Linked DNA regions of Mus musculus: regions 2 and 3 are each linked to region 1. The links are chromatin loops, found by intact Hi-C in ENCODE. Cell type or tissue: gastrocnemius. All regions are shown on one strand.

Evidence for each region. Peaks named below come from ENCODE experiments on the same cell type or tissue, not always from the same donor. Only the 100,000 strongest peaks of a DNase experiment are listed, where the experiment ranks them.
Region 2: a loop joins it to region 1, with 3 times the contacts of the local background. A loop is called at or near these places in 20 of 42 quality-filtered maps.
Region 3: a loop joins it to region 1, with 4 times the contacts of the local background. A loop is called at or near these places in 19 of 42 quality-filtered maps.

What each region holds. Positions count from the first base shown.
Region 1 is chr5:35,854,120-35,862,119 of GRCm38, reverse strand. Ablim2 (actin-binding LIM protein 2) reads right to left here. Exons shown (of 22, transcript NM_001177696.1): 16 at 4,940-4,992; 17 at 4,156-4,294. Among named protein-coding and RNA genes, the nearest start is that of Afap1, 35 kb to the left of the region's middle. In gastrocnemius, a CTCF peak has its summit at 3,837 (motif pointing right); DNase peaks (open chromatin) are centred at 3,841, 4,133, 5,717 and 6,305; H3K27ac peaks cover 2,089 bases.
Region 2 is chr5:35,587,995-35,595,994 of GRCm38, reverse strand. Acox3 (acyl-Coenzyme A oxidase 3, pristanoyl) reads right to left here. Exons shown (of 19, transcript NM_030721.3): 3 at 7,682-7,836; 4 at 7,143-7,376; 5 at 6,745-6,819; 6 at 6,212-6,301; 7 at 3,776-3,919; 8 at 1,597-1,685. The coding sequence starts at 7,825. 4931431C16Rik (RIKEN cDNA 4931431C16 gene) reads left to right here and starts at 7,232. Exons shown (of 4, transcript NR_045807.1): 1 at 7,232-7,417; 2 at 7,817-7,949. In gastrocnemius, a CTCF peak has its summit at 3,441 (motif pointing left); a DNase peak (open chromatin) is centred at 72.
Region 3 is chr5:35,752,291-35,760,290 of GRCm38, reverse strand. It overlaps Ablim2 (actin-binding LIM protein 2), which reads right to left and starts at 2,411. Exons shown (of 22, transcript NM_001177696.1): 1 at 2,231-2,411. The coding sequence starts at 2,240. In gastrocnemius, CTCF peaks have their summits at 2,355, 3,053 and 4,684 (motif pointing right); DNase peaks (open chromatin) are centred at 2,035, 2,485, 3,085, 4,692 and 1 more place; H3K4me3 peaks cover 2,782 bases; H3K27ac peaks cover 4,343 bases.

The DNA of each region.
Region 1 (8,000 bases):
ACACATTTGTCGACTTTGGATCTTTCCTGGAAGCCATGCCTGCTTCCATCTTGTGGCTGGCTAGTCCCTCTCCCTGCTATACCACTGTGTCTCCTTCCCTCAGGCTCTGCAGATGCCAATCTACAAATGCTCATGCGTACTGTGCATTGGCCAGAGTACCTCTCTAACACAGACGCTGGCAGCCACATCCTGTCACCTTCCAGCCAACTTGGTCCCATGGGAGACACCTTAAGTCCTCTAGGGCTGTCATTGCACAGGGTAGGGTGGGGGGGACTGGTAACAGTAACTTGGCCACACAGTTTGCTAGCCCTGAATCTGCCTTCGGCTGGTTCATCCCTTCCCAAGAACCGCTTGCTTCCAGGACCACATCTTGAGTCCTGCTAGGCACTGGCTTCCATGGAGACTTCTTATATCTCCATGGCACCCTTCCCAGAATGCTCCAGCTGCCAATCTTCACATACCACCTGACTGGCCCCATCTCACTGCAGCTCCACAGGTCAGGCCCAGCTCTGGTCCCATGCCTAGAACAGGGCTGGGACACAGAAGGTGTTCAAGGCCTGTGGAATAGGTGACTGGACTGCTCCTGCTTGTCTGAACCCCAATCAGTACTGGAAATGCCAAAGATCTTCCACTTGTGATACCTGCAGATTCTGTCACATAGGGCTCTTGGTCACAGCTCTACCACCAGGTGCTTGCTTGGCTGCCACCCTCAGTACTCCCAGGTATGACTGACAGGCCAGGAGGACATAACCATAGACATGGCAACAAGAGACAACTCTTTCTCAACATGAACTCTCCAGGGGTCAAAGAATGAAGGGTTAAGAATGTGGCCCGCCCTCCCTCCCTTCCTCCCTCCCTTCCTCCCTCCCTTCCTCCCTCCCTCCCTTCCTTCCTTCCTTCCTTCCTTCCTTCCTTCCTTCCTTCTTTTCCTCCCTCCCTTCTTCCCTTGTTCCCTTCCTTCCTTCCTCCCTTCTTCCCTTCCTTCCTTCCTCCCTCTCTCCCTCCCTCCCTCCCTTCTTCCCTTCTTTCCTCCCTCCCTCCCTTCTTCCTTCCTTCTCCCCTTCCTTCCTTCCTTCCTCCCTCCCTCCCTCCCTTCCTTCCTCCCTTCCTCCCTTTCTCCCTTCCTCCCTCCCTTCCTTCCTCCCTCCCTCCCTCCTTCCCTTCCTCCCTTCTTCCTTCCTTCCTTCCTCCCTTCTTCCCTTCCTCCCTTCTTCCCTTCCTTCCTTCCTCCCTCTCTCCCTCCCTCCCTCCCTTCCTCCCTTCTTCCCTCCCTTCTTCCCTCCCTACCTCCCTTCCTTCCTCTTTCCCTCCCTCCCTCCCTCCCTCCCTCCCTTCCTTCCATTGGAGAAGAACAGAGCCACAGAATCCAGTCCTGCCGCTGGCTGCTACTGAGTGGCTGGGGAGGGGGGGCAATGAGCTCATCAGCAGACACTGGCACATCCACCATTCCATATTCCACAAGGGTCTCATGGTGGAGGACACGGAGGTGACACCAATGCCAATGGCACAGGGCAGTCTGGAGTGAATTGTACTTCCTGAATCATTAAATCAGAGTCTCGTTTGTCTCCAATCCCCAAGCTGCCCTGAGCCCATGCCTCCCACCTTCCTCTCAACCTGGTGAAATAAGGCCAGGGATTACTCCTCTGAAAACTTTGGGGCCTTACTAGGAACCACTGAGACCCCTGGGTAGTGTCTTTTGTGACCCAAATGCTTGAATTATACCACCAGATCTCTGACTACCATGCCCATGTCTGTGTGTGCACATCTGTACTCACATATGTAAGTAAGGGACCCCAAGAGAGAGGATAGGACAAGAAAGATCAAGATGTAGGGTCCAGAGAACATGTGTCCACACGGTGCAAGTTAAAGGAGAGGACTCGGGGAATCAAGTCTCACTCTAAGGCCTTCAAGGTTCTCCTCTTACAACAAAAGCCAACCCTGTCCCTTTTCATGCAGACTCGGGCAGTTATCAATAACCATTCCCACAGAGCCAAGAAACATGTCTATAATAAAATGTATACCCATTGGTAGGATAGCTGTGCCTGGCAGAGAACGGCTGTCCCATGGGACTGGGCAGCACAGTGGGATGAAGGTAAGGGCACAGGTGCAATGCTAGACACTGTGGGTTTCCTACTCCGGTGACATGAAGTCTGGACACCAGGAGAAAAGCAGAGGCAGGGGGATGTAGTTATGACTGCTGGCACATGTCAGGTGGAGTGGTCCAAACCCTCACTAAAGGTTCTGCTGTGCAGAACCCTCCTCAGCTGTGGCACAGGTGCCAGCAGCACAGGTGCCTGGGTTCAAACCCTCACTAAAGGTTCTGCTGTGCAGACAACCCCCCCTTCCTCAGCTGTGGCACAGGTGCCAGCACAGGTGCCTGGGTTCCTAAGGGCCAGGTGAACTCACATAACAGCTGCTGCATCACTCACATTGGCTTGCTGTGGGGATGCAACAGAGGAAAGGGATGACAGACAAGCCCTTGTCACTGTGGGGATGACCAGTGAAGACACCTGATAATAGCCTGCCTCACAGAGACCAGCGCACTCAAAAGGTCCTGGGACGAACACCCCCGTACTGGCACCTGTAGATGAGAAAGTGCCACAGGGTGGTATAGGTACACACACAGGTCACACAGCATGGCCACAGCCAAAGCAGGACCCCGAGAGGTGACATCTACAGCCCTGCTTCTTCCCACACTGTATTCTGCTTCCCTCAGTCCTGAGTCTCAGGCAGTCCAGAGTCTCAGCCTGGAGGCCAGAACACTACACAGGGCAACGAGGGTAATAGGCAACCCCTACGTTCTGCTCTGTGGAGGAGCCTCCATTGTCCAAACCGGAGTCCCACAAAGCACATGTGCACCCTCGGCATGAGACAACCACCTAGGGCAAGGATCCTTGGGATGGAGTCCCGAGGGATGATATCGTAGCCACCCAGCAGATGTAGACATGCACAGGGGACTTTCCACTTCCTCTCACCATGCCTTCAGCTAGCTCTTCCCCCAAAAGAACCCTGAGGAGACCCAGACCTGTGGGACCACTTGGTGTGCCTTCTCACGTTGACATCAGCCTTGTGTGCATGCTCTGAGATCCCAAGGGACATCATCTGCTTACAAAGACTCCCCACAGAACAACATTCCAGTTTCCAGTTGGTCACAATGTCCGGCTGCCTGCACCTCCACTCGTCCCTCCCCTGTGTAGTGGTTAAATAGTGCCTCAGAAGTGAGGGTCTTAAGAACGGTCATGCTGTTGGCCAGGCAAAACACTCTTGTATGCCTGGTGCCTAGTGACCCGAGAGTCAGCATTGCTGCTCTGGCTTCTATCATAAGCCAGTTAGCAGGGCAGGCAGATTTCACGCAGAGTCGGTACCACCGTGATGCCAGCGGGGTTCCCTCTGCTTTCTCACACCACAGATTCCCGTCACCTCTACGTCCAACCTCAGCCACAGCTATGGACAACAACTGCTAGGCCCAGCTTAGACCAGAGGCTGCTTCTGTGTGAGACTGAGCCTGCCTGCAGCCTGTGCTGGCTCTGCCTGGGACCTACAGCATCTTCAGTGAACAACAGGATGGGAATGTACTCTATCCTTGGGAATCATCCCTAAGCCAGGCTTCACAACACCCGCAAGGCTAAGCATACACCAGCTTTGCTACCCGTGACATCGGGTCGTATTACCTAGGAAACTCCAAGTGCTTTCTCGGTGTGTTACAGGGACCAGGACAGTGCCTTGTACCAGTTTCCAGGTCTGTGCTCGCCTCCTGACCATGACCACATCTGCCCCCAGAGAAAAGAGGCCCTGGGAGCTGTTCTCTTTGCTTTCTTGCCTGCTCCAAGAGAACCACGAGGGGGCGCTGTGCACACACTAGCTAGCTATGTCACTGTGGAGAGACACTGCTTTACCTGGCTTGATTCACATTCTTAGGCTGTTTGGGAGGTCTTGGTTTTGTTTTAATTTTATTTTTAAGACAGAGTCTCACTATGTAGCTCAGGCTGGCCTCAAACTCACAGCAATCTTTCTGCCATCCAAATGTTAGGGTTACATGCTGTTGCTAGCTCTTAGGCTTAATTGGGGGGGAGCAATAAAGCTGAGATCTGGGGGCCCGCTCAGTAGGGGGCCCTTCGCTGGCAGTCTCCTGTGGGCTTCAGAAGAGCCACTCACGTGAGTAGAGGCTGTCCCCTGCCATTCTTTGGAGAGGTTCCTGGTCAGTCCCGCTGCTGAGGGACAGCGACTGACTGTCCAGGTCTGGAGAGTTAGTTCTGGTGTCTGCATCCCCCTTGAGAAGCAGCCAGGTTGTCTTCTGTAGAGGAAAAAAGGTCACAGGAACACTGAGGTCATCTGCGATGGTGAAACGTTTCACCAGAACGTTCATTCAAGGAGCTCCGTACGCCTAACCCACAAGCCAACTCCACTGCGGGAAGCCAAACGTCTAGTACCCGTCTCACCATTAAAGGCGTCTCATTCTGAAAGTTCATGATGCAGCTGGAGAGATGGCCGAATGCTGCCTGCAGCCTGCTGTTGTGATGTCTGGCCCCCACATCCTCTCGGGGCACTTTTACAACTGGCCACATCAAAGAGGTATGCCAGTAATGTCTATTACATTTGACTTTTCCGCCATTCATTTAAAAAACAAAACAAAACAGAAACAAACAAACAAAAAACCACCTGCCAAGCTGTTCTAGAACCTTCATGTCAAATACCCCAGAATGCACTGGGGTTATTTCTTTGTCAATGTTCGTATCTCCTCAGTCCCAGAACCACAGCCTGGCTACTCGGCCGAGGCAGGACCCTGGCAGAGCATGTGCCCATACAGAGTATAAAGGGAGGCAGACGAGTATGGCTCCCACCTTGGTCCTCCTGGGACTCCAGGGGCAGAGTGAGAAAAGGACTGGAGTTCCACTGGAGTGGCCATCCCACCCCGCAGGGCTGTGGTCCCCCTCCTTACCTTCCTGCTGTCCTGGTCAAAGCTGCTGTCCTCCACGTCCAATCGCCTGGCAGCTGGAAGGGAAAGTCGGTCTGTAAAGGCAGCTCACCCTGTGTCTGTCCTGGGCCCTACTTTACATAATGCTCAAAAGGGGGAGGAAAAGCAACCAAAAGGACAACGCAATGAATGCCTTTCACAGGCTGGAGGAATGACACACTGGAGCAGCCTCCTTGGGGGCCTGTGGCCCAGGAGGTGGGCGTGTCCTGAGCCACATATGGCCTTACTCTAGTTCTAGCCACACCTCCAACCTGGAGAAATGCAGCCACATCCTCAGGTGGAGCCACTTGGCATTTGATGGACATACTATTGACCTTTAGAGGGAGACCCTGAAAGGACAGAAGGTCTCGCCTCGACGGCCTTGGTGTCAGACACAGACACATGCTTTTGGGCATCACTGCTTCTTTCCCATCAAGAACTCTGCAAAACTGGGATCTGCTTCATTTCACAGATGGAGAGACTGAGGCTCAGGGAGGGGTCTCACTTTTGAGACCGTCATGAAGTGAGATGAGGGGGCTGAGAGTGACATGAACTCAGGTTCTCTCCCCTGCCTGCCCCATTGAGCTGCCTGACCAGCCCTGAGCTATGCCACTGGAGGAGTCCTCAAGAATCAGCAGAGTGACAGTGTGCCCAGAGTGACAGTGTGCCCAGAGATGAGCTCACTCAGAGCCAGGGCTCACCCCACAGCAGCGTGTTTACCAAGAAGACTCTTGGCAGCATTTTTATCGTCCCACTGGGCTGACCCTGTTCCCAGGAGTAAACAAAGAAACCATGCAAGGCATGCTGGTCTATTTATTTCAGGACTCAGACAGTGCAGGGAGACCAAGATCTACCCCAAACCCGTGCACACAGCAATTTCTGGAAGCCCTGGGATCCTCACCAGCTAGGGCTGAGCTCAGGGAGGAGAGCAGACAGGCTTCTTACCTGCAGCCTGCGGTGGGCTCAGCCCTGCCCATCTCTTGGAGCGCCCTGCCTCCTGCACCACCAAGGACAAAACTGACACCAGGCCAGAGAGCTTGGACATTGGGGACTGGGCTACAGGACCTTGACAAGATAGGGCCAAAATTGAAGACTGAGTACTTCCATTCTAGACATGCTGACTGTTTCTCCCCCTGTGGCTTCTGTATCTCCTGGTACGAGAGACTGGTTTGTTTTTTTGTTTGTTTGTTTTGTTTTGTTTTGTTTTCAGTTGGAAATAAACCCTCTGCTCTCTCCATATCCAGAGGCCAGTGAAGGCCAGCCTTGCTGGGGCGGTTCAGTGGAGGCACTCAGAGAGGGGGCAGTGTAACTCCTGCTGCTCAGGCAATGGCTGTCACTGGGCAGCAGCACAGAATGTGGCTAACGCACCAGCTCTGACAGAGGGCGCGGTGACAAGCTCTGAGCTCTGACAGTTCTGCTCCACCATGTCAGCCAGAGAGAGGCTCTAGCTCAGGGGCTCTTCGGGATGTGAAATCCCACCCTGGTAGCCCAAGCCATGGGTTTTCAAGATTTCATATAGCTATGGATAATCCACTAGCCAGACACACTCCAACATAGTGCCACCTTGGGCTCCAGAATAATCCTCCACTTGCTGGGGGGGATGTTCTGTGGAGACGTAACAAGGTCCTCTGCAAACACTACAAACTGTGGCAGGTGTGCAGTTTGCCAGACCAGAGCCAAATTCACCAGGCATTTTGCATTGTTGGTAGATTGCTTCCGTAACAACTCTGAGCCTCAGTTTTCTGATCTGTAAAATGGGAAAATACCATCATACCCTTCTAACTCATGTGGATAATGTCTGAGGAAATGAATGAAGGACAGCTCACAGGTCTGCAATGCCAGGAAAAGGCAAGAGGTCAACCCTGAAGGTAATTTGCAGGTATCCCTTCCCTCCTTCCTTGATGTGTCACATATGTGTACTGCTGCTGCTCATCGCTTCATTTCTATCTACTTACTCTCTTAACACTCCACTTACCCACCGACCCATCTGCATGCTCATCCACCTCTCTACCCAGACACTAACCCACTCATCTCCTCATGTATCTATCCACTAACCTGCCCATCAACCATCAATCTGTCCATCCATCCACCCACTCACCCACTAAGCTATCTATCTATCTATCTATCTATCATCTATCTTTTATCTATTCATGTATCCACCAATCAATTGCTCCATTCATCCACCCATGCATTATTAACCACCCACTCACTAAGCCATCTATCATCTGTCTATCTGTCTATCTATCTGTCTACCTACCTACCTACCTATCTTCCACTTTGGATAAGTGCACCCACTAACTGACTCACCTACCCCTGTATCCACCGTTCTCCAGTTATTCACCCAACCACCCACCTATGCTCTCTTTGTCCGCTTCAGTCTACTCCTTTGTCCACGGATGCATCCATTCATCCATGCTGCCCTTTATCTACCTGTCCCTCATCATGTTGGGTGCCTGCCACCTAGCCCTTCAGTATTCGTCCTCTCCTTCCCCACTGCACAGTGTGCACCTGCCCTGTCCTGAGCACAGGAACACAAGAAACAGACATGATCCTTTTCTGCCTCCGCTGACAGACTTTGTTCTCCCTGCAAGGGGTATAAATTACAAGGCCTAACCTTTGCTCACAGAGACCTGAGCACAGATCTGCCTCTACACTGAACAACTGATAGGAGATGCTCAAGGTCACGGCAGCATCTGATGTGCCTGGTGCTTCCTCCAGTGGCTCGCATATTGATAAGTAGACACGGAGAGTAGATGGCCACAGCACAGTGGCCCCAGAGCCTCCACGGAAGCCAAGCACCATGTTTCTGCTGGTACCTACCCTTCCATAGCTCTGGCTTCCAGGTGGTCACTGAGACTGTTTCAGGGTGATCAGGTCAGTCTGTGGCCACCAGGTATTCTCAGCTCTGGCCTCTATGGGAGCTCTGCCTGCCTTCGGTGTAGAGCCACCCCTGCCAGTGTCTAGTGTCACCCTATGAGTCTCCAAGCACAGGCTTTGACAGCTAGGCCCTAGGCACATCCGGTTGATGCTATCTCTCTTAAGGGAA
Region 2 (8,000 bases), 270 kb after region 1:
CTTACAATGCTGCTCCTGGAGCTGAGGCAGAGCAGCCACTCAGCTCTGGAGCTCTGGCGCCCTCTGCTGGCTGCCTGTGGTCAGTGCAGGCAAGAAGCTTAGTCGTTTAGTCTGCTTAAAGCCTTAGGTCTGAGAACTCAAGATCAGCCTGGCCTCTGCTTTCTGGAACAGCGATTCAGGCTGCCCCACAGTGTGCCCATGGTGACTCTCAGCTAGGCCTTTGCTACACCTACAAGTTGGGGCTCCTGTAAGTGGGACTTGGTGCCTGGGCGATGTATCCCAGGAGACAATCCATTCTTTAAAGACAGGTGCTGCTGTGATGGGGCCAAATACAAGCTCTCTGTGATGTCCCAAACTTACTCTAATGGCTTTAATGAGCAACCAGCACAAGCTGAGGGTACCTGCCAGGCTGCACACAGAGCCCTTCAACAGAGAAGATGGCAGCTCTGTGATTTCTGAGCCCTGATCCTTCTCCTTAAGGTCGGACTGCTAGGTATTGGTGCTTCTAGCCCCCTCCACGCTATTACTGACTGAAGACTAAGGAGGCTTGAGACTTCCCCTGGCCCTGCCCAGCCTTCTGGTGATGCTAGACAGAAGAGTCCATCAGAGCCTGGGAAGCTCCTGGCCCGGGTCAGGATTCTCTCTCTGGAGGAACAGCAGTTGCTTGAGGTGACTCTAAGAGCCCAAATACACACAGAACTGAGATGGGCAAACATACTTAACTCAGCATAGCACACAATGCTTGGGAACACCCTATTTTGGCCACTTCCATAGTCGTGAGTTATCTCGTTGGAAGAGAGGAGCCTAAGTGCACCAGGCCAGGTAGCTTAGAGCTGGGTGGAGCCTGCACACACTGACCCAGAGGAAGGCAGGAAGGCCACCTAGGCTGTTCAGCAGGTCCCTTGAGGGGTAAGCATGAAAGCTGGACTAAGAAATAATAGAGATGAGAGTGAGACCTCCCCTGCTGGGTGGCCTTCACCTGGTACACTATAAACCTCAGGCCATGCAGGTGGCCCGCTGACCATGGGCCCTCAGCCCAGTTAAGGTCCAGCCCAAGGTCTTCACTCCCATCTGAGTACACAGTGCGCAGTGCTGCAGGTCAACACTGTTCCCAAGCGGCTCTAGGATGAGTCAAAAACACCTCGCTCACTATCACATGTCCAGCAACTTTGCCAATTACTGACTTGGGGACTCTAAGCAGATATCATGGCTGGTTCCATGGCAGACCACTAAGGCTGATCACTAAGAGTCCTCACAGAGGAAGGAAAGCCCTACACTGTCGGGCACCTCCAAGCCTGTGGTCTCCCCAGGAAGCAGAGGGCACCTCTAGTCTGACCTGAGAGCTGGGAGAGTCACACCCTGAGAGACCCGTGGAGTGTGAGGGCAAGGCGAACCTCTGGGAACAGCGGCTTAAGCACACAATGGCTGCTGCTCAAACAAGCACCCCACTGGTACCTGCCACATCCATGCCAGGCCCTGAGGAGCCTGCACTCCAGAGAGGGTGTGACACCAGCAGCCCACTCCAGCCTGTGGCTTAGGAACAATCCCAGAGCCCCAAAGAGGTAGCATTGGTCTCGTGAGGCCGATGACACTCACCCATTATCCAGGCCATTCTGCCCCAGCTTCTTCCCAATGTCACCGACCATCACCCCCGTCATGGGAAGCAGGGTCTTCGTGTCACGGATCTGCACAGAGCCACAGGAATAATGGCTAGGTAAGTCTGTCAGCACACAAGAAAGCATGTCCAGACAAGCTGACAGGGGTGACTCTGAATAGCTCTGAGTCATACTGGGTCCCCTGAAGTGATGTGCCCAGGTCTAGAGATGGGGCCTTCTGTGGAAAACAGACCTCTGCAGCTGTCATGGGGCAGAGAGCTCAACACAAGATCATCTTGATTCCTAGATGTGCCATAAATCCATGGTAAGAGTCCTAACAAAAGAGAAGTTTAATAGAAAGGAGGGGTGGCGGGGGTGGGCAGAAGCTGGCATGGCATGGCTACCAGTGAGGGAAGCCAGGAGCTGGGGCAGGTAAGATGGAGTTTCCTGGGCTATCAGAGAGCACCCTGATTCATGACTGCAGGTTTAGCAGCGTGTGGCTTCCCTGTTTTAGTTCTGGCTATGGTGTGACACTGTTCACACCTTAAGAGAGAGGACCTGCAGTGGGCTCCCAGTATTATGACACTATTAGCTGAGCACATATGTGCTGTGGGAAAGACAGTCAGGGCAAGCTATGCCGATCTCATCTCCCCTAATGGGTGTCCACTAAGCATTCCCTACAGGAACACAGGCACGACTGGTTGTAGACTCCTGACCTAGGGGCACTGTGAAAAAGCAGGTTTCATGCCACATTAAAGCAGGATCGCCAACCTGAAGGCAGAGGCCCCACTGCCTCCCTCCCCATCAGTGGGCTGAGGACAGTGTCTAGAGATACTGTTATTCTAAGTGATAGACAACAGCGAGGACCACAGCTGCCACTGACCCACCCAGACAACACAGGTCTGGAGGCCAGACGCACTGAGGCGAGGAGATCTGGAGGCTGAGAGAAGAGCCCAGGGTACAGTATGTGCTTAGCATGTGGGCGACCTTGGGTCCAAACTCCAGAAGCAAGGGAAGAAAACAGGGACGGGGGGTGGGGGGTTGAATCTAAGCATTTGGAACTTAGCTCTTTGTAAGAGCTACTAGCTTTTGTTTTGTGTATCTGATTTTTATTGAAAAAATATATATAATATATAATTTTTAGTAAAAACATGTATGTAATATTGAGGTTAAAACTCAGCCATAAAGCATCTTTTAATTTTTTAAAAAATCCTGCAGTAAAGCTAGGTAAAAATTTAAACACAAACTTCTCTTAAACCTTTTAAAATAAATGCCATAAAACCCAGACAGTTGGAGAGAGACTGATGACGACCAGGAAGTGTCAAGGTTTAGATCCTGGTCCTCAAGGTCAAAGGTCTGGGCTTCAGCCAATAGTGCCGTGGGGAGGTGGGGCACGGGTGTGAGGAAATCAGGCCATTGAGAGCGTGTCCTTTAAGGGGCTACTGAGACACTGGTCCATTCTGTTACTTCTTACTTTGTCCCCAGTCACAGCTTACTCAGCCACACCTGGGCTGCCACATCTGGACTGCCACACCAGGGTACCTGGGCTGCCTCAGGCCCCTAGTAGCACTAGTCAGGACACTATGGACTGAGCCGTCAGAAGCTAAACTAGAACAGACCTTTCTGTCTTTGAGGCTGTTGTGTTAGGGATTCTGTCACAGCAACAGAGAGCTAAAATAGGAGGGACAACCAGCAGGGTAAAAGCAGTTGGCGGCGTTTTTCAGAAGATCCGACAAAAACCCACAAGCAGTGGTGGCCGGAGGGATGGAGTAGTAGTTCCTGCGGAGAACACAGGTTTGGTTCCCAGCACTGACATCAGGCAACTGGCAGTGCTTCCGGTTCTAGGGCATCTCACGCCCTCTTCTGGCCCTCACAGGGACTGCATGTATATTCAAGCATATCCCTGCAGGGCAGCACAGGCATCAGCTGGAGGGGGATGGTGCGGTGTCCCTGAGGTGTCCTGTGTAAAGATGTGTGCCTGTGTAAAGACAGGCCTGTTGGGAGCTCTGTGCATCGCTCACAGAGACTCTAGCAGGACTGTGTCCCTGCGGGCTGGAACTAAAGCGTGCTGCAGGAAGCCTGCAGGAAGCTGAGACTCAGTACAAGCATCTCCCGAAGGCAGACAGGGCATGTGGCTACAGGCTAACTGTCCATCCGCGCCAGCCCCGCCCAGGTCTTACCTGCACCAGGAAGGAATGCAGCCCGTGGCACTGGCCGTCTGGCATGTACAGTTGGGCAAACACCACCGCATGAGTTGCCGTCTTGCCCAGGTTGCCCACCCAAAATTTGGCAGCCTCGAAATCCGGGGAATGTAAGATGAATTCCTGTGAAGGGGAGATTAGTATCCTTGCCATCAGCAGCGGGGACCAGAGAATGGCTTTCCCTCCACAGCAGGCCAACCCCTGCGCTCCAAGCCTCGGAGCCAACAGTGAAAATGGACTGAGCACTGTATTTCCTGTGTGGGCCAAGCTGACTTTATGTTTGTTTCAGGATCACCTTACAGAGGAAATGGAAAGTGAGGTTCAGTCCCACACAGTGAACAGCTGGCTGTCACCAATAGAGTCTGATACTGGCTACACTGCCAGTAGAGTCTGCTTGACCTTTTGCCATATCCCCTTCTGACTGCTAATGCATGCTGCCTGCAAGGTCAAGTTCTGCTGAGTCAGCAATTAATTGCCCCCACCCCCACCCCCCAACCTAAGGTAAGGCCATGGGGCACTGTCCTCGGCCAGCGGCCAAAGGCCAGTGCAGGCTTCCCACAAGTCCCACAAAAGCCACAGGCACCAAAGTACAATGGGAGCAGACAGGGTCAAGGAATCAGAAAGTCCAAGATAAAAGTCTTTGTCAAGAAGCAGGCAAGAAAGTTTCGGGGCGGGGGGGGGGGGGGGCTATGTGCTGACAGGTATGACAGCCTGCATGGTGGTCCTGCCCTAGCAGGATTGCATTGTATGGTCCTCTCCAGCTCCACTACATCAGCCCAGGCCAGGGTCCACAGCCAGCCACGTGGACAAATGGACAGTGTGCAAGCGCTGAACGCTGAGCTTAATTTTCTGAACATAGAGCTCTCTATCACACACCAGTTAACAGGAGAGGTGAGCCTCCCCCCTCAGCATGTGACAGAAAGTGGCAGAGGGACATAGTCCTCAGGCAAGTGGGGGAAGGAGGCTTCCACACTCCATTCAACACTAACCATGATAATCAGAGACAGCACAAGTCCAGGAGGCAAGGGTGTTTCTAATGTCTTAGCAAAATGGTAGAATGCTGTGACCATCAGGACTGCCCTTAAGGCTGTGGGAAAGAACTCTGAAAAACCTAAGTTCAAGAATATATAATTTCTCAAGTATCCAAAATATAAGGATGCAATATGAATTGTATAAGGAGCTTCATGAACCTAAAAGAACAAAGGCAGCTGCACTCTGAGCCAACTTGTCAGAAAGATATTAAGAAAGGAGATAAAGAGATTTAGGGGGCTGGTGAGATGGCTCAGTGGTTAAGAACACTGACTGCTCTTCCAGAGGTCCTGAGTTCAATTCCCAGCAACCACTTGGTGTCTCACATCCATAATGGGATCCGATGCCCTCTTCTGATGTGTCTGAAGACAGCTACTGTGTACTCATATACATAAAAATAAATAAATAATTTTTAAAAAGACATTTAGGAAATGATTAAAGAGCAAGATCCCACCCAGCTAAATTTATTGCTTGTGCTTACAAAGGCAGGCATATTCCTGAGTTCAAGGTCAGCCTGGGAGAGAGCAAGGTTAGACCCAGGCATGGTAGGAATGGGTATCTCAGAGCAAGATTCCACCCAGCTAGCTTATTGTCTGTGCTTATAAAGGCAGGCAGATCTCTGAATTCATTTGCAACGTTAAGGGGGAAAAAGGAAAATTAATATATTGCTGTCTTTTTCTAAGAATCAGGGGTCTGGGGTCAGGGAATGCTGATTCATAGAATAATCAAAGGGGAACCTGGGGTAAACAACTGAATTGATATGTAAATAAAAGACTGGCCTTTTTGTCTGCAAGAGATGAGTTATTCAGAGAGATTTTAGATTTTTTTTTTCTAGCAAGAGACAGCTGCCTCAAGTAGAGGGCTTTCTGGAAAGTTGTCTTGAGCAAATCACAGGCTGTCAGCTTGCACCTCAGGATTGACTTCACATTTTTTTTTCCACTGCTCTCAAACATCGCTTCTCTCAGGGACCACTCCTCAAACTGAGGCTGGTCACTGGCACCTAGCCTCAGTTCCCCAAAACTTTATAAGCCTTGAATCATCCTAATACAAGTTGCTCTGTCTCCTGATCGCTGGTGCCAGTGTGGTCTTTCACTGAATACACTCACAGGCTTCTGAAACCCCATCTCTGTTCCCTCTGCTCTCACGGACTGAATCAGCCAATGATCCACAAGAGCAGCAAGACCCACAGAGTATCTGACTCTCTATGAGTTCCCATACCCATTTGCTCAGTGTGGAAGGTAAAAACTTTATGCCTCAGTACAAGGCATGCTTTCAGTTGGCCTCTTTAATGAGAATGTGTAAGGGGACAGCATTCTTGATTAACTATTGTTCGTTTACATTTCCTGTGTTCCATCCACCCAGGGCCCAGGGGAATCCAGAACTTACCTGAGTATCAGGATCATAGTGAGCTGTCGTTCGCATGGCCTTGGTATTACTCCCATGACTCAGTTCGGTGAGAGCAAAACAGCCAAAAATCTAAATGTCAAAGCACACAGAGATGCCAGGTAAGAAGTGTGTTCTTGTGTGTGTGATCCTACAGGGACCTTGCCTCTATGCCCTAGAGGACTAAAGCCAGGAGCCCAGCCACACCTCTCCCTCCCTACACAGCCAGACTATGGCACGACTGAGACATCCCATCGCATGGATACCACTCCCACCTACTGGCATAGATGCCATAACCTATGCTATGTTGAGCACAGGCTGCAAAAATCTTTATAGTCAGAGGAGGCCACAGGGGTATTCAGTCAGACAGGAAAGCTAAGACCACAGGCAGGCAGGGTGGGCAAGGAAAAACACCAGCCCGAGAGCCCTCCTATGAGCAGGGCCTGCCCCCACCCTCAGGTCTCTCCTGTGGCCTGCCCTGTCCACGGCTAAGTATGGTGAAGGCACTGGGCTCACAGCTCACATGGCCAACTTACCTCCAGGCTATAGATCTTCTCAAGGTACTTGAAATGCTTCTCAGAACCAGAAACGAAAACTGTGGTTCCAAAAACCTGAAAGGTAACACACGGGTCAGAGGTGGGTGCTGCTGCTCCTGCCTCTGGGCAGGCATACCCCACACCTACCCTCCGACACACACTCTATACACACCCCACACATACCCCACACGCCTCTTCCTATTGGACTGTACATTCTGAATAAACATATTTAATCCGAGAATGCACAGGTGCAAATTTACACCAAAAGCTGAGAATCTGATCTTGTCACTGAATCTTAAAAGCTGTACATTTTAAGAGCCACGGGGCTGTGGTTTGTGTCTGATGTGTGTGGTGGGCCTGTGTGGACATGGGTCCCCTGCCCTCTGCCACACACTCACCAACATGTGGAGGACGCATTTGTTGGCCAGGGACCAGTCGTACATGCCCAGGCAGTTAATCAGCACTAGAATCTTCAGGGGGTTCTTTAGCAGTTCCTCTACTTTGAAGAAGCCATACTCAAAGACCCTCTTGCAGCGAAGGAAGTTCAGTTCTCGTAGCTTCTCTAGGGGCAGGTCGGCCCCGTACGAGCGGGCAAAGAGAGGGTCATTCTCCAAAGTTGAGAAGATGGTTTTCTGTAAACACAGAGCACAGGGTGCTGACTTGAAAGTCAAAGGTGCGTTTGGCTTCTCTCAGGACCACTGACTGCCTAATCCCTAGTCTGACCCAGGAGTCCCCAGATGAAGACATTCATCCCAGCTGAAAGGAAAGACATGGGGATTTCAGAGTCCTGTCCATTCATTCCCCTGGCATCCTGGGACCATCCTGGGGTAAGGGGAGACAGACCCACACTGTCCTACAGAACCATCAGGGCCAGGAAGGCCACTGGGCTATATACGTCAGGGAGCAGAGACACAACCAGGCTGCACGCAGCCCTTACCTTGAAGTGGATTACATCCTGGCCGTCCCAAAAGAGCAGCAGCTCCCCAGAGTTGAAGGAGGCTCTTGCTCGGTAGGCACTAAGAGGGCCCTTGGGGGTGTCTGACCACAAAGCACTGTCTTTTTCTTCCGGTAGGGATCCCATGGTACTGTCACCTGCACAGAAAACCAAACCCTCCGTGAACAGCCGCACAACATCAGAACAAGAACAAACCCGGGGGCTACAAAGCCAACAGCAGCAGCGCAGACAGTGGCGCATCAGCCTGGAGGTACCAGTGTCCAAAGGGGAGGTGAGGCAGGCCCCCTTTCCGCAATGACAA
Region 3 (8,000 bases), 100 kb after region 1:
ACTCCCAACACCACCTTACAGGCTCACTTTACACTGCACACACAACTGTAGAGATTCCCTCCATACATCTGGGGAAACTGAGGCACAGAGAAGAGCATGACTAGTACACTGGATTTAGAACAAGACCACATGCCATGGAACAGCATCTTCTACTGCCTTCCTGTGGCACTCTGTAAGCCTTTCTTTCCCTGGTCACTTGAAATCAACAGGCAGCCACAGCCAGGGTGGCATTCACAGGCCTCTGTGCCACACCTGAACTAGCATGGGGCAGCACTGTGCTGTCACACCCCAGCAGCACCCACTCTGTCCCCACCACAATTGGGAAGGAACTTCTAGCCGAGGACATAGTACAGGTTGCCAGGGGCTCCCATCACTTGCCCATCTGGACCAGTATCACTCCCTGACACTCATCCATGCCAGGTTCCAGAATGGTGCCAGTCATCCCAGGGGTGGCACAGTGGAATCTTTCCCTGTTGACAATGAAAGCCCTGACCTGCCATATGTACACAGCAGCCACACTGGGACCCATGTGTCTCTTCCCGCTCTCCTCTGTCGATGAGGGTGAATCTCTGTTGTGCATGCATTAGGCTGGCCAAAGCTAAGCCATGATCCACAGGTGGGCCAGACAACACTTGTGCTCCATTTCCAAATGGAGCCCAGAGCACCCAGCAATGGCAATGACCATCCACACTCCTGAGGGGCTGCTGCATGTGGGGTTTTCCTGCTTAGAGGGGAACCGAAGTTCCAGGTGAGCAGGCCAAAACTGGGAAGGTGTCCCAGTGCAAAGACCATCAGACACGCCATGGTTCAAACCCCAGTCTCCTTGCCATAACAATCCCAGCCCTCCTCCCCTGGGGACAAACACTACAAATACAAATGCAAAGTGTGGGCACCTGTGCTCCCTCTGAGGGCCCCTGATTACAGGAGACACAGAGGTATCAATTATGTCCTGAAAGCATGAAATTAACCCGCACACACCCAGCCATTATCCCCACCGCCATCAGATAAATGTCTGGAGGTCCTGCCAAGTCTGAGGATGCCCTCTCCTTACACCCACATCTCAGGAGGGATCCCGCCTCCCATACCACTTGCTCTCAGTTACTCTCAACATCCATGGTAGAAGCCCCTCCTTCCTTAGCTAGGAGGGAGAGGGGACAGTCCCCTGGGAGGAGGTACTTCAGGCTAGGAGCCTACAGTGAGCTGTTTCCAAGCTCATTCCCTCCCTGTCCACTTTCTCCTAGAGGAAGCTGCTGTACCCATTGGTTTATGCAATGTAGCCAAGGGCCACACTGCTGCTAGTAGTAACTTTGGCTTGGGGGTTAGGGGGAGTATGCTGGAGTCAGGGAACCTTGAGTTCAAATCCCTATCACTTGTCAGAGCTCAAGTCATTGAAGTCTGGTCATCCCATGGCTCCTGAAAATGGAGGCCAACCCCTCTCTCTTGAGGAATGAAAGGATCAGCCCTCCCTGCAAGCGGAACTCTTGAGGCTGTCAGATGGGTGCATTCTGAGATGATGTACAGATGCTTCCTGAGCCAAGGCCTCCCAGCTCTAGATCTCAGTTTCCTTCTGAGCACAGGCGCTGCTGGGTTGCAGGGACGTGGGATTTTCCAGCATCACACAGAGGCGGTCAGATCCCTGTGGGTGGGTGCGGCGAGAGAGGTAGGGCTGAGACGCTCAGAACTGAAGGGCTATAATGACAACAGCGCACAGACAGCTCCGGGACTGACACACATACAGGCTCTAGCACTCAGATCTGCAACGGCGAACCTGGGGAGTTCAGGGTCTGCCAGACGCCACCACCCAGGCTCTGCGGGAACCGCGCAAGGGCGGAGTCCCCTGCTGCAAAGCTCCGCCTGTCATCACACCTCTCTCTACGGTTAGGACTGCGGCGACCCAGAGCCCCTTTCCGGGACCTGGATCCCTTTACTGAAGCAACCTGGGACCCCCACGAGAAGCAAGGAGTGACGCCCGCCAGACAGCCCTGCGCAGCCACCCTAGCTGGCACGGTGGGAAGAAATTCCGGCATATGCCGCTCCGCGCCCCCGGCTTAGAGACAGAGGCTGCAGGCCGGCCTTTCGGGGCTGCACACCCTGGAGAAAAAGTTGGGTGGAGCCGCTGGGCTCAGGAATTGGCTAGAGGAATTGGCTACGCACTGCAGGTGTATCCAGTCCTCGAGACCCTACTGAGGTTGCCGCTACGAACCCGCGGATTCCGGGTCGCAGCTCTCACCTGCGCTCATGTCAGCGGCAGCTCCCAGTAGGGTGGTCCCCGCGCTGCGACAGCCCGAGGACCGGGCGGGCAGGTGCGGCGCTGGCAGGATCCTCAGCACGCTTGAGGCCAGCGGCTCGGCGCACACAGTACCCGCTGCCCGCAGCGCCACCGCAGCTCGGGGCTCCCGCCCCGCCCCTTTGCCCCGCCCCTCAGCTAGGCCACGCCCCTTGTCGAGCCGCGGGAGGGTCGCATCCTGGGAAGTGTAGGCGCTGTGCCCCGGCTGCCCGCCTGCGCGCCACCGCAGTTGGACGTGCGGACTACAAATCCCGGCAGGCTGTGTGTTCCGCTCAGGCGCAGACTGGTGGTAGCGCAGGTACCCTCCTGCACCTGCTCCGAGAGCTCTGCAGAGCTGTCAACAGGGTCTAAGGGAGGCGTGTAGGACTGTAGCTCATCTCAGCACTGGACTCTCAAAGAAGGAGGCCCAAGGAAAAGCGATCTTGGAGCAACTCTACAAGAGTGATGGAAGGTCTCAGCAATAGACCTTCCCTTCCTTACCAATGCACAGAAAAGGGGAAACTGAAGCGGAGGGGGAGAAGCGGGATAGCGAAGCAGGAACAGGATTTAATCACACACACACACACACACACACACACACGGCGAAGTCTGGATTTAATCACACACACACACACACACACACACACACACACACACACACACACACACACACGGCGAAGTCTGAATGGGTTGGGATCCAGACGCAGGTGTCTGGACTCCAAAGATAGGCAGCCTCGCCTTATGCCCCAGACGCTCTCCCGGCTCGGCTGACGCTAGGCGGTGCACACTGAGGAGGCTCTGGCACATCCTGCCCTCTCACCATCCTGCCCATACGCTAATCGATTCCCTTGTGACGTCAGGCGTCCAGCGCAGGGCGTGGAAAAACAGACTGAAAGAAAAGCATAGGGAGGCGCAGGTGGATCCTGCCTCGTATCGGTGGTGACAACAGGTGGGCACAAGAGACTACAAGAAGACAGCCTAGAGAGATGAGGGAGCACGGATGCGCAGGGCCCAGAATGAGAACATACAGGATCTGCCACTGCATGAACAGGCACAGGCCAGGGACGTTTGGCCCAGGTCAGGGCTGTTCCATGTACTACTGAGGCAGAAGCAGAAATTCCTCCCCAGTGATCAGTATTGTCCATCTATTTCAAAGGGGACCAGGAGGCCAAAGGCTCTGGTAAAGAGGAGAAGCCCCGAGGAAACAGCACATTTCTTTACATCCTATAAACCAAGAGACTCTGCTGGCAGCTGTACTTCCAGTCTCAGATGCCCACAAAAGAACGGGCTGCCTCTGGGATCTCTTGCCCAGAAACCTTGCTAATGGAAACTAGTTTCTACATGCTCCAAAAATGTGTTTTGACTCCACCTGCCTCCATTGGTTAGACCTAAGGACAGTCCCTATCCTTTAGGATAGTTCTTAGGAGCCTGCAAGCTCATGCTTATGTGTCCTAGCAACCTCTGAGATCCTTGAGTATTCTGATATTATTTCATAGTGCTGTTCCAGTGCCTCCCACAGGCTTGCGACGGGCACTGGAGATATACTTACTGAAGAAACAGGGTGGGAAAGGCAGGACAGATATTGTCCAGCAGGTTGAGTCCTTTGAGAAGCTATTCATGTTTCCTGTCTCTCATCTGGGGCCAAAGTAGCAGCATGCCACCCCCACCCCTCCCCTCACACACGAAGGTGACACAGGCTGGTAAAGACACTGGTGGTGTTGGCTGTGATGCCTTCCACTCTGGTGGTGGCCACTGTCACACTTCTTGGCAGAGGCCTTGCAAGTCAGGCAGCCTGTGCTTGTAGACTGGTCTTGGAGCTCAGCATGCAGTGGCCTGTGACTTCTAGAGGAATTGACATGTCCCTCTGAGAAGACACTTTCCAACACACAGGGGCTGAATGACCCAGAACATTCTCTTACAAGGGCAGTATGAAGACCCGTAGGTCCTAATCCCGGTCACCCAGGAGGTTGATAACCAAGGCAGCGCTGATCCAGCTGCAGCTTTTCAATGCACAGAACTCTGCGGGGCTAGATCTGTCTTGTGGTAAATCAGTCTATTTGAATATATTAAGCCAGACCTTTGTTCTGAGTCTGCAGGGCTGTGACCTGTAGGTGACCTCAGCCACTTGCTTTCTCACGATGCCTCGGTTTCCACACCTTCCCAGTCACAATGAAATTCGGTGGGTTAAATTAGTAGTGCCAGGAACACTGTTCAAAGCTGCTAGCCTAGAGCCAATGCTGAATAAACAATAGTCAAGATGACAGTGGCTGTTGATGAAGGGGTAGATGTGAGCCATCACCCCCTTCAAAGCATAGCCCAGTCTCACTCCGATCCATTCATGACTGCGGTCAACAATGACTTAGGAAAACCAAGTCCAACCATTAAGTGTTGCAGTTTCACTGCTGCTGTTTGAGCAGCCTGCCTGTAGAGGGAGCCAGAGGCTTCAAAGAGAGCACCAAGGCTCATCCTTAAGAGCCAGACCAGGGTACTCTCACTGACCTCTGAGACTCGGAGGCAGAAGCTGATGAAATGTGGAAGGCACAGTCTTGAATGTCTAGCCTCCAGAATCACGAGCCACAGGGCTTCTATTTTTAATAACCTACCTGGCTCACAGCAACAGAATATGGCGTAAGATAGGGCATTCAACTTGACTCATCTCTGTTTCTGGAAAATCCTGGAGGGGGTGGAGCTTTCTTAGGCACCAGGGCACAAGGGAAGGGATGGGTGTGGCCCAACACCCTCAGACTGCTGGCAGCTTCAGGATGCATCACTGGTCTGTGCCCTTCCAGGGAGGATCTATCCATACAGGACTGCCTTTCATGGGATCTGTGTTCTTTGTGATTAGGGAACATTTAAAGACAAGAACATCCACATGTCCCCTGTGCTCTGACCCAGTATTCTCTTAGCTTAGAGACTGCGATCTGGAGAAACCTGTTGTATTATCAGGCCAAGATGTTGGAGTTGCTAGACAAAATGATGCCCAAAGCCAACAAGAAGGGGACAGGGTGCATAGGACACAGGACAGGATTGTCAGAACCCCCACCTGGCCTTAGGGACATCGAAGGGTGCTATGTCACTCTTACCTTTAGGAGAGTATCCTAACTGTTGACTATGGAATGTAGGTTACCATGGCATGAGGCACAGAGCAAATACATAGCTCCTGGCCTGTGGCCTAGTTGGTTCTGAGAATCACAAGCCAATCACTGCTTTCTCTCAGGCATAAACTCAGGTTATAAACTTGAGTGTGTTCCTGGAAACATGGAGCTACAAGATGAGGGAGACAAAGGAGGCGGCTGATGATTACATCTGAATCTGACAGTGCAGCTGACAAGCTCAGCCCATCCTGCCATGTCTCAGAGGAAGTTCCCTCATGGCTGAGATCCGTGAGGCTTCCTAGGACACAGGTGTTTCCATCAGTGCCCAGGGGACAAGCCCAGGCCCCTGCCATGCATGAAGCCCTTTGCATTGCTTCAAAATGAAGAGCATTTACCTTGAAAGTATTTACTTCCTTTTGAAGATACAAAATCCCCAGAAGTATAGAAGGCTATCAGGTGGAGCCCCTAGCATCAGCCTCCTGGGGAGAGCAAGTGGGGTGTGGCAGGTTTGAGAAGAGTGAGACGGGGGAGCTGAGGCTATTCATAAGGCAGAGGGACCTCAATGGCAGCCAGAGTTGGATGGACCTCACATGGATGGAGCTTGGCTCAGGGTGGAGTAAGGGATAATAGGTTTGAAACTACCCGAAGGGCCAAGCCGGGCAAGGCAGTCACAGCAGGGCTAAGATACTTCTGTGCCAAACCCTATGGTTTCTATGCATTATCTCAAGGGTCTTATCATCTCCATTTTATAGACAGAGAAACCGAGGCATTTGCTATTGCTAAGTGCAGCCACTAGAATGTACCCAGACAGTTTTGGGAGAGAGTGAGCCATGTGTCATCAGTACTTGTCCTCCCAAATCTGTCATTACCTATAAAGGACATAAGAATCTAAGAGCCACTTATGGAGTAAATGGTCAGAGCAGGGGGCCTGTCCTGCCAGACCATGCCTTGTCAAGCTCTGCCCCTGGCCGTCAGGAATGCTTACTCTGGAAAGCACAGGCTCGGTCTGTGGGCCCTTGCTGAGCTTCTTCCCTGTGGCAGCCTCTCCTGAGCCCTGCTAAGTCAGTGCCCACCACACCCAGGGCCTTGCCAACCACTGCCACGTCACTTCAGGGTCTCAACCTCCACCTCCTGCCTGGCTCTGCCACCAGCATCAAGACTGCCAGGTGATCCTAAGTCTTCCTCATATTAGGGATCATGGCATATGTCCTGGTCTCCAGAGACCTCTGGGGCCTCTGGAAAAAAGAGGCCACTGAACTGTGGGGTGACATTTCCCTCACATCACCACTCCATTGGCACCTCCATTCCATAAAGGAAAGAGGTCAGACCTGTGGCACCCCTCCCAGCCTCCTGGCCTCTGCCCGGGTCTGTGGAGGTTTCGCTCCAAGTGACTCTGGAGAAGGTGCCGCAAGGCAGAGTGGCTCGCCGGGGGCCTGGCCTAGAAAGGTACGGGTCTGGAAATGTAGCTGAGTTCCTGCCTTTAAGGCAGCAGTGGCAGAAGGAGGTCCAGTCTAGGCTGTGCTCCCCACATCTAGCTGAGGTATTGATCTGCTTCACAGCCCAGGAGAGAACCAAATGAAATAGGATGTCATTACGGGCCTTTCCAGCCACTCAATAATTTAAAGCCTTGCCATGTGAAACCAGGAGCGAGCACAGCAGCCAACTCACTTCTCTGCGTTGCTCGCTCTCAAAAAAATAGTCGCCACAGCCGGGTAGTAGCAACACACACCTTTAATCCCAGTACTCGGGAAGCAGAGACGGGTGGATCTCTGTGAGTTCAAGGTCAGCTTGGTCTGTCTACACAGAGAAACCCTGTCTTGAGCAGAGGGGGAAAAGAACTGTAGTCTCCACGCTGGGCAGACAGCCGAGGCCAACCTTGGCTCACATGAATTCTTCCCACAGGACAGAAAAAGGGAGATGCAAGGATGTGGGATGACGTCCATCAGTCCAGACTGTTCCTAATTCCTGCTTGATGTATAGATACAGTAGAGTGTTGCATCTTCTTTCACTAAGTAATCATGACACACAGTTGGCCTGAACGCCAGAAAGAGGCAGAGCATAAGGCTGCATTTGAGAAATGGCACACACATGAGGCCTCAACCTGTTGGCCACTGGAGGAACTGGACTCATGCAGCAGAAACAGGGGAGGTGTTAGGAGCACATAGCAAGCACTGGGTGAACTGGCCGGTGAGAGCTGGGTAACAAACACCACAATGGGCTTGAGTGCCTTAGAAGTGTGTCTTCTCCCAAACCTAATGCATGGATGTTCAAGGTAGGAGGGTTGCCATTTCTGAGACTGGCGATAATTTGTCCCGGACCCTTCTCCCTGGCAGATCAGGGGCATTCCTTCCTCTTCATGCTCTGCTCTGCCTCTGTGTGTGTCCCCTTCTCGTGGGGATTTAGCTGTGTGGGTTGAAGTCCATCCTAGTCACCTCATCTTAACCTGCATATCCTGGACAACCTTGTCAAAAGTCACATGGTGTGATGACTAATAATGAAGCAAACTTGGAAGAATCTACAACCAGCTCAGAGACAAGACCCTGGGTGTGAGAGGGTGTTCATAGAGGTTTTTTGTTTTTGTTTTTTTTTTTTACATTTTTTTAAAGATTTATTTATTTATTTATATGTAAGTACACTGT